3 separate regions of the Homo sapiens genome follow, and regions 2 and 3 are each linked to region 1. The links are chromatin loops, found by intact Hi-C in ENCODE. Cell type or tissue: Calu3. All regions are shown on one strand. Links, peaks and the distances in the headings refer to the core of each region. The heading gives the core; the rest is flanking DNA.

Region 1 (3,165 bases), core at 464-2,963:
CGGGCAGACTTGGCGGGCCTCTCCTTTGCAGCGGTGTTGCCCTCCCTCCACCTCTCCGGTTTCCAAAAGAGAGGAGAAGGGAAATCAGGACGATTCGGGTGGAGAATCCGAACTCCTACGTGGTGAGGGAGGCAGGGAAGGAGCGAGGGAGGGAGGGAGGGAGGGAGGGGCCGGGCGGAGGCCGAGGCTGCAGACACCCCCGCGGTGCCGCCTCTGAGGATAGTGCACCAGGCGGCTGCGGGCGCGAGCAGAGACGGGCGTGAGAGCCCAGCCCGGGCGCGGCGGAGAAAGGGAGCGCTCAGTCCAGCGCCAGGCGCGCTGAGGCCCCTCGCCCGGGTCCAGCCCCCGCAGCCTCGCAGCAGAGCGTCCGCTTCCTCCGGCAGCTGCCGCGGGTGGAAGGACTTCTAGGAGGGAAGGCGAGGAGGCGGGAGGGGAGGGGAGGAATGAGAGCTGCCTGGAGTCGGCCCGGGGAGGGGCGGGGGCGAGGAGGGGCGCGCGGAGCCCTGAACCTCCGGACTCGGCCACCCGCCCGCTGGGGAGTGGGGAGGGGTCCTGGAGAGCCGAGAGTCCCCGGGGGGACGGAGATGAACAAATTCGGAGAGCCCCGCCGGCTGCCGAGGGCCGAGGCCACCGGGCGACTCCTTCCCCTTCTCCGCGCCCCCGGGTGCCCACTCCTTCCCGCCTCGGGAGGGGATAGGTGGGCTCCAGGCTCCTGCTCCTCGCCGCGTCCCGTTTAATGGGCAGGTAATTTTCTCCGTGAGTGATTTCATGGAAGCCCTTCCTAATTATTCATCCCTCCGTCTGCCGGAGCTGCACGCGCTTTCTTGAAAAAGATCAGCCTCCAGGACCCAGGGCGCAGCCTCATTACGCGTTAAAATCACACACTCACTCACTCTTCACCTTTTAGCCAGATGAGAAGCCGAGTAGGAGGAAGGAAAGGAAAGGAAAGGAAATAGAAGCACCTTTTGGACTGGAAAGGTTGTGTGTAGATGCTTCCTATATGATTCAAAAGCACAAGGGGGAGAAAAAGGAGGGGGCAGAATTCTCTAACCTCCAGCGGCTCATTTTAGCCAAGATCTATGGCCCCCTGCGGCATCCCCAAGGGAAGGAGGAAGGGGAGGCAGCCCCTCTTATGTTACTCAGTTGCCTTTTGACCCCTCCACGATGAGTTTGATGCGCGATCGCGCAGGGCGAGGGAGTTCCACAGAAGATGCTAAGGACGGGGAAGCGGGGATCACAGAGCTTGGGGGAGGGGGATCCCCGAAGTCTTTACCCTCCAGGGACCAGCACCTCCAGAAGGAAATTCGGTAAACATAGGCTCTGGGTGTGGAAAGCCGAAAGCCCAGCTGAGCTCATGGAAGCTCAAAAAGAAGCCGAATTTCAGCCCAAAGACGACAAAACTCTGAAAATTAAGACCAAGACTACCAAAGGATGCCATTCAGGACCGGGGATGATGAAGGAAGGTCACGTTAGATCAAAGGGGTGCCGGTGTCGGCGGTGCCCCGGTGCGGCCGGGCCCACGTGTGATCACAGGCTCGCTGGTAGCCGTTTGATGCTTGTTCAGATGATGAGAAGGCGGCTTATAGGAACTCACGCAGGTCCCCGAGCCGAGCTAAATGCTGGATGGTGAGTCTTTAGTTCCCCCTACTGGAAAATATTAGGAAAGGTTCTCTCCAGAAGGGGCCGTCTGAGGAAGAGCCTTTGTTTGGTGGATACGTTTTGGTGCTGCTACTTAACTTAGGTCTCCCTTGCATATTATGGGCGCTGTGTGTTCTTTTAAAAAAAGGTCAGCGACATTCAAGCAATTAGAAGAGACATTAGGACACCTCGGCATGCTTGAAAATTACGGTAATGAAATAGTCTTGCGAAAGAATAAAACAACCACTCTTCTTGTAAAGCATTAAGAGTAATTTCTGCACACTTTTAATCTACAGTATTTACTTGTGAAGAAAAAAGTGCATTCGGTTGTTAAAGTTGAATCACTTGAATTCTCACTATAATAATTCTGAATGTGCTATTGTTTTAGCACCCCGTGAAAAAAGGCTTAACCGTTAAGGAGAAACCCACCCCAAAGGTCCAATACGTCTAAATTGGATAACACTGTGGTTTAGAAACATCCAAAAGTGCGCTATTAACATCTCTTTTATCTCTGGAAAAGGAAAGTAATTAAAATTCTTGAAAACTTTCATTTTAAACACTTGGGCTTGGTTTACCCAGTTCAGGATTACAATGTCTAGCTCATGTCTCCAAATAATACACACCACCAGCTTATCTCGGGCAAATTTCCTTACGCGGGTGAAATTTTTAAGATATTCGGAAAATAGTCTTCCTAATACAATAATGCAGGAATTAACACATCATATAGACTTATAAGACCCTTAATTTTAAGATGGTTCACAGAAAGGAAGACATTGGAGGATTTCAACTAGAAGTGTTTTCTCATGACTATTTATTTATCAGGCAAAATATAGATTCTATTTTATACTTGATAGACTCACCATCTGTAAATGCCTTTCCTTAAGTAAACTATAAAATCACTCAGAGGCAGAAAGAGTGTGTGTGGGAAACAGAAGGGATAGATTGGGCGAGATCAGCCTACCACCAATTGCCATGGTCCTTTAGGGCAGAAAATGTTGCCCTATTCATAGAAAGTTATCCTTGTGTAGGGTATGACAAATTACATCATACAGAGAAGAGCTTTGTATAAGGGAAATCGCTTTGGTTATATTGGCATTTTTTTTACCAAGCATCAACATTTTGCATTCTTAACTACTTTACCTATTAAAAGTGACAAAGCAAGCCAGTGATTTTAGACTGGTGCCATTTTTTAAATGGCTTTTGTTGTTGTGGTTGTTGTTGTTTGCCATACACTAGCTACCTTATGGAATAATGTCTTCACCAAAACATTTTGGAATCCATGTTTTCTGCTTTTCTTGTAGTCAAGTTCATAACTGGTTTTTTAAAAGAATGCTCTGTCAGTGTCTCATTTGATATGAAATGTGACTAAAAAACCATTATTTTATAACAATCTCATCCCAAATGATAGTTTAGGATTATGACCAAACATCTCACACTAAATTAGCAACAGTAACGAGTCGCCAGACAGAAATTTGTTATGGACAACATTAATTCCAAAAGAACAAAGACATTACCTTCTGAGATATA
Region 2 (3,165 bases), core at 281-2,780, 280 kb before region 1:
GTAAAGTACCTTGCCTACTTTGCATACCTAAGATTATGAATTTGGTAACTGAAAAGATTTCTAAACTTTTTAGGAAACTCGATTTTAGTTGCAAGCCACATTCATTAAAATGTGTGATATGTACATTACACATATCAGATAATGTTTTAAAAAGAGATAACAAAAAATATATTTTTTTAAATCGCTTGTAGTCTACAAGTGAAGTACCAGTTTTTGCCACTAGAGGGAAGCTACCTTCAAACGCAACAAAAGTTTTTTTTCTTTTTTCTTTTTCTTTTTTTGCCTGTAGTTCAACAAGTCCTCTCCCTTGTCTGGTCAGATATTTGGCCAACATACAAATCAGTACCTTTCATCAACAATAAATGTAATGACAATGTTTAATTAAATAAGAGCCCTTCTTTTTTTTTTTAAGAGCTAGAAAGAGAAACAAAGAACCATATAACTGGCAACTGCAATTTGCGTCCCTCTAGAGGCAAAAGGAAATCTATAATTTGCCTTGAGAAAGTGGGAAAAGATCAAGAGGCAAAGACAGAAGCAGCGCCAAAGTGCAATCTTATTCCTTTACCATCTGTCACAATCACTGTCATTCCCCAAAGGCCATGTTTAAAAATGAGACAAGAGAGGGCTCCTAAGAACTTGAAAATGGTCAGAGCTCTGAATCACACTGAAATATTAAAACTCAACAATACCAGCCAGCAATTGCTAGAAATCAAGAGTAAAAATGTCTTCCAGTATAAGGCCATGGTGGGGAGAGGAGTTTTAAAACAAGAGGGTAGAGGGTAAGAGAAAGAAAATGATCCCCACATAAGCCTTTAGAAATCTATTTCATGAATGGTGGCTGAATGTCTTGAAGTTTATTTACTTGGTGTAATGAATTAAAATATGCAGCTGCAATTTCAAGAATTATTATACTACCATGATTTGAACAGGTGAATTCATATTCCATGTGATAAATTTCGAATTGTTCAGCTGTTGTATAGCAACAAAAATCAATCAGGCATACAATTGCAGCTGATAAGTCATGGATTGACCACGTTGTTATCTTTTTGGGTTTTTAGGCTCTCTACCACTTGGGGGCAGACTGAACAACAACAGAAAAGGAGGACCAATAGCATAAGCAACTTTCTCAACAGAGTTTCTAAGTGCATTTTCAAATATGAAAGGGTGAATGGAAGCCACCCAACATCCATTAAAATCTGTTTCATATATACCTGGAGAATGCAGACATTATGACATAGCCAGAGTGTCATTTGAATAAGTTCATATTGAAGTTTCATATGAAAAAAGGCATGTTCTATATTGACGTTATTGATAATGGAAAAAGATACAAAAGCGTCTTCTTTGTTATTTTCCTTTCCTCTTCAGAGGCTTCAATTGAAGCTGTCTTACTCATAGCACACTCAATTGTAGTATAAAGTTTCCAGCCAATGGTCCTCAAAAGGACAAATTCTAATGACCAGACAAAGGCCTAGACTACTTAGATATTCAATGTTGTTCTGTCAATCAGCATGAGCAATTGGGTTATCAGTTTGCAGAAACTTTAAAAAGGCCCAAAGACAAATTCTAATCTTACTTAACAGGAGATTTCTGTATGTATGCCTCATCAGTGACTGAAGTCACTGTGATAAAAATCCTTATTTCTGGGCAAGGGAGACATTAAACAATACAGGATGTAAAAGAATGATTAATTCTTTATCCAAAGTTAGAATAATGTATGCATAAAATGAACCAGAGTTCTGTGACTTTATCTTTTACTTTCATTAGATTCAAAGAATGAACTTCCGAACACCTGGCACATAAAGCAATTAAACTCATAATGGACTTAGCCATTGCCCATATTGTCAATATGGTAAGAGCAGATTAAAATGAAAAATAGAAACATAATTACTTTCCAGGTATTGTAATATTGGGTAAGGAGCACAGACTAATCAAAATCATTGACTTGGTCATGTCTCTAGAAGACGGATCTGCCAGATTTAAATGGAGAAATAGAGACTTTGATAGAAGATGGATTAGAACCATTGTCATCTAAGAAAAGAGTCTCAAATGCACTAAAGCAATCATGATGACCTGAAGTACAATAACTTCATAAATAATATTACCTTGACATCGATTTATATAAAATTTCAACCATCTTTAATTTCTCAATCATAGTATGTAGTAGAGATCATTGGCTGGTTCATGGTAGCACTTACAACTTACAGGGCAATTACTGTATCCTAGGCATTGTATTTAGGCATTTCACTTTACATGTATTATCTAATTTAGTAGTTGACCTTGTAAACCCCTTATTTTATAGATGAGAACATCGAGGTTTAAGTAATTTGTGCTAAGTAGTTTGCTCAAGTGGTGGAGTCCTAGTTTGAACCAACTTCAGTTTTACTTTAAAATGTGTGATTTTAATTTATATAGTCTCTTGCTAGTTATAATTCTGGTTTGATAATATTCCAGAACAGACATAATGGCAAATATAAATAACAGAAATACTTGTATTCATAACGTTATCTGTAATGGTAAAACAGTTCCCTGCAGCAGATGTTTCTAATGCATTATCTATATTCTTTTATTTTTTATTAATAGAAGTTGAGAATTGGAAGAGTACATAAGGTGATCAGTCATAAAACTACATTACTAGCTGGGCGTGGTGGCTCACGCCTGTAATCCCAGTACTTTGGGAGACTGAGGTGGGCGGATCGCCCGAGGTCAGCAGTTCAAGACCAGCCGGGCCAACATGGCGAAACCCCATCTCTACTAAAAATACAAAAATAGCAGGTGCCTGTGATTCTAGCTACTCAGGAGACTGAGACACGATAATCGCTTGAACTCGGGAGGCGGAGGTTGCAGTGAGCCGAGACTATGCCACTATACTCCAGCCTGGGCGACAGAGCAAGACCCTGTCTCAAAAAAATAATAAAATTAAAATAAAATGAAATAAAATAAAATAAATAAATAACATAAAATAAAATAAATCACCCCACCTTCTTCGCAATGTGGAGCCTTATATTAAAATGTTGGGCAACTCCCTGCCTTGGCGCCGCAGCCCCCCTAGCAGCCCCCCAGCAGCGCCCCTAGCAGCCCCCCAGCAGCCCCCCAGCAGCCCCCCCAGCAGCCCCCCAGCAGCCCCCTAGCAGCCCCCCAGCAGCCCCCCAGCAGCCCCCCCAGCAG
Region 3 (3,165 bases), core at 281-2,780, 360 kb after region 1:
AATCGCCTCCATAATCTAATCACCTCCCAAGAGGCCCCTCCCCCAACACGTGGGGATTATAATTCGGATTACAATTCAAGATGAGATTTTGGGTGGGGACATGGCCAAACCATATCACTTGTTTTATTTTTATTCAATAATGTAATTACAACCTACATGTTTGCTTTCTAAATTTCCCTTTTAAAAAACTTAACAATATAGCATATGTTCTGATTATGACAATGTGTTAATAAATTCACCGTATCCACTTAATGGCAAGGGCACATTTTAAATAATTAATTTTGAAACAACTAAAAAAAATCTTAGTATACTTTAAAGCTATATGTCCATGGTCTTATAACTCTTTCAACCAGCCACTTGGAAAATTGCCTTCAATAAATGCAGAAACAAACATGAATTTATGTCTTCCCCATGACTTTTGTACATTTGGAATATTAAGAAAAAAATCCTCTTAACGTGTTTAAATTCTGAGACTTAGAAGAGGAGGTCTTTTTTCCTCAAAGCTATATTGTATCTTTTAAAACCTTTGTTCTCAGAATTTTTGTTGAATATGGTCTAAATAAACCCTGGGGTTGATCCATAGTCCCGTAGGACACACTATAAAATTAAGTCCTGTCAAAGTCTGTCAACTCTAAGCCCTAGTCTAGGAAGGCTTCATGCATAGAGGATTCTAACATAGGGTTAATTTGCAGGTCATTGTAAGATCTGGACTTCAAAGCATTCATGAACCCTTCCATGATGGCTATATAGGTTATATATAAAATGCCATATGCATTTGTAAATGTGTTTTCGTTTCTTTTTCCCCCCTGGGGAGAAAATCATTGTTCTCAAAGGGAGCAAAAACTCTAGAGAAATGTAAGATTTTTTCTGCAGTATGTAAATTGCTTCGAGTACTCTCTGATTTCTACTTGGGAATGTGGCAAGGATATAGCTTGCTTTAGAGACTTTGTTTTCTCAGCTAGTCCTTGCAAGAACCAGTGGAAGGGGTTTTACTAATTCCTCGTATCCTTCAGGAAAATTGTCCCCTGGAGGAAACTCAGGGACATTTGCAGAGGCATGTTGGAACTTTCTAGTCAGAGAGACATGCAACTAATTCAGAGATTTTTACTAAAGACAGCCAATGCTGTGCCCTTATATTTTGAAGAATAGTCTATGGCTATGGGCTGCTTTTCAGCCCTCTCCTACTTCTATTCTCCATAAATTAAACACAATTAATATTTTATGACGCTCTCCAAAGGAGCTACTATGCTTTGCTTTAAACAACACAAAGGTTTCTTTTTGTTTGTTTTTTTTCATGTGTGGGTTTTTTTTTGCTGCTTTTTCCTACTCATTGTATACCAGAAATTTAAACTTCGCCACATGGTGGAGTTTGATTTAAAAGAAATAGCCAGACTTTCTCAAAAACAAAGCCTAGGTGTGAAGGCGTTGCTAGTGAGTGTGTGGTTGCCCACCTTGGAGAAGCCCCTGGAAGCACGTTAGAAACGCAGACAGAATCTCAGGCCCACCCCAGTGCCACCAATTCAGAATCTGGTTTTTAAACACATTAAAGTTTGAGAAGCACTGTTTGTTTGTGCTATTTAATTTGCACTTTCTACAGGTTTCTGTGTGTGTGTGTGTGTGTGTGTGTGTGTGTGAACTAGGAGGTGGGCTAGGGTTAGAAAACACAGTCTCTATTAGAAAATTCTCACTTTCTATCTTTGTAAAATCTTTTGGAAAGGACTTGAGAGACTGCCGTCAATTGGAACTCAGGGTCCAGCTGGGTTCCCTTGGGTAAAGCATGACAGCCAATGATGAAGACTTGTGAGGTCCCTGCTTGATCCTGGGATGGGGAGTGCTGACAGTGACCTGGTGCCCAGCACTACACGTTTTCCCACCTGGGGGATGCTGCCATGTTTAGTGCCGTTCCAAGATTATCAGCATCTGACGAGTTGCTCTGCAATTTTAAGAAAGGCAAAATATCTCTATATTTTGTTTATTGGGATTTTAATTTTTCCATTTTGATTTTTGAAAGATAATGGAATGGATTTAGTTTTGGATGTATCCCTCCAGTTCCATCCTTCCCCTTTTGTTTACAGAGTATCAATTGGAATGTAGATTTCTAGAAAATACTATGTATTACTTAAGAGTTATCTCTGATTGAAATTTGTGATTGGCTAGAATATATAAAATGAATGACAATTTAACATTCAAAGCCACGTTCAGAGGGGGAGTTCCAACTCTGAATGTATGAAAGACAGCACTAAAACCAGCTAACTTTCCATATTAGATTTAAAACATTTTCAACTCATCCATTCTATTCTATTACATAGATCACATTATAAGACTGTAAGTCTAATAAATAGGTTATATTGATTTTCTGGTGATTAAGGGAATGCATTATCAATGAAAAAATTAAGTTAAACCAAAGGAATTACTTATAATAAATTATCGTGTGAAGCTTATTATTTATTCTTGACTTGCACTAACAAATCTTTGAATTTTGGGTCTATTTTCATTTTCACCTTGCTAAAAAAAAACGATCCTATTGGTCCTAGAAACTTATAATGATGAAAGAAAATCCTTCTTCTCCACAATCTGAACTTTTTTAAATCTGAAAATGAGGCCAGTGATAGTTGACGCATAATTGTTTTGAGCGTTTTTAAAAGTTAACATTTCTTGATTTCTATTTACTATGAATGACATTGTTTTCAACATTTTAAAACATATGAATGGTTCTGAAAGTTGAAGCATAGAAGCGTATTTAAATCCTGTACCTGCCTTTCCTTGCCAGTAAAATGTCCACAAGACTCCTGTGAAAATGGACTTGTTCGTGTATTGCTAACCAGTTAAAAATGCGAACTCTCAGAGTTCACCCAACCCACCACTGCCTGGCCAGAAACTCTGAGGGTGGGGCTCAGCCCTCTGTGGTTTAACACTCTCCTGATGTTTCCGATCTCAATGAAGTATGAGAATCCCTGTGATAAGCAGAGCCCATAAGACTTTGTCATTGCAGATCTTGAAGAAAACCTACATTGGTGAGATGAGGACTGTAATCATCTTGTATAGGGTTACTGGAGATGAACCGTTTACTGTTTTAGTGTTACTAAAGCATTACTGTTTTAGTAAATGGCCTTGAGAAAGACACAGACAAGCTTACCAGAAGTGGATTTAGGAAAACCTGGAAAG

The links. Hi-C counts contacts between places; a loop is a spot of excess contacts. Peaks named below come from ENCODE experiments on the same cell type or tissue, not always from the same donor. Only the 100,000 strongest peaks of a DNase experiment are listed, where the experiment ranks them.
Region 2: it touches region 1 in a loop (15-fold over the local background); 14 of 110 quality-filtered maps call a loop at or near these places.
Region 3: a loop joins it to region 1, with 2.4 times the contacts of the local background. A loop is called at or near these places in 5 of 110 quality-filtered maps.

Annotation. Positions count from the first base shown.
Region 1 is chr3:77,037,054-77,040,218 of GRCh38, reverse strand. ROBO2 (roundabout guidance receptor 2) reads right to left here and starts at 120. Exons shown (of 28, transcript NM_001395656.1): 1 at 1-120. In Calu3, for the core only: a CTCF peak has its summit at 1,654 (motif pointing left); a DNase peak (open chromatin) is centred at 1,608.
Region 2 is chr3:77,317,802-77,320,966 of GRCh38, reverse strand. All of the region lies in intron 2 of ROBO2 (roundabout guidance receptor 2), which reads right to left. Among named protein-coding and RNA genes, the nearest start is that of ROBO2, 280 kb to the right of the region's middle. In Calu3, for the core only: no CTCF peak of the experiment used is centred there; no DNase peak of the experiment used is centred there.
Region 3 is chr3:76,673,068-76,676,232 of GRCh38, reverse strand. It overlaps a transcript of ROBO2 not described here. Among named protein-coding and RNA genes, the nearest start is that of ROBO2, 370 kb to the left of the region's middle. In Calu3, for the core only: no CTCF peak of the experiment used is centred there; no DNase peak of the experiment used is centred there.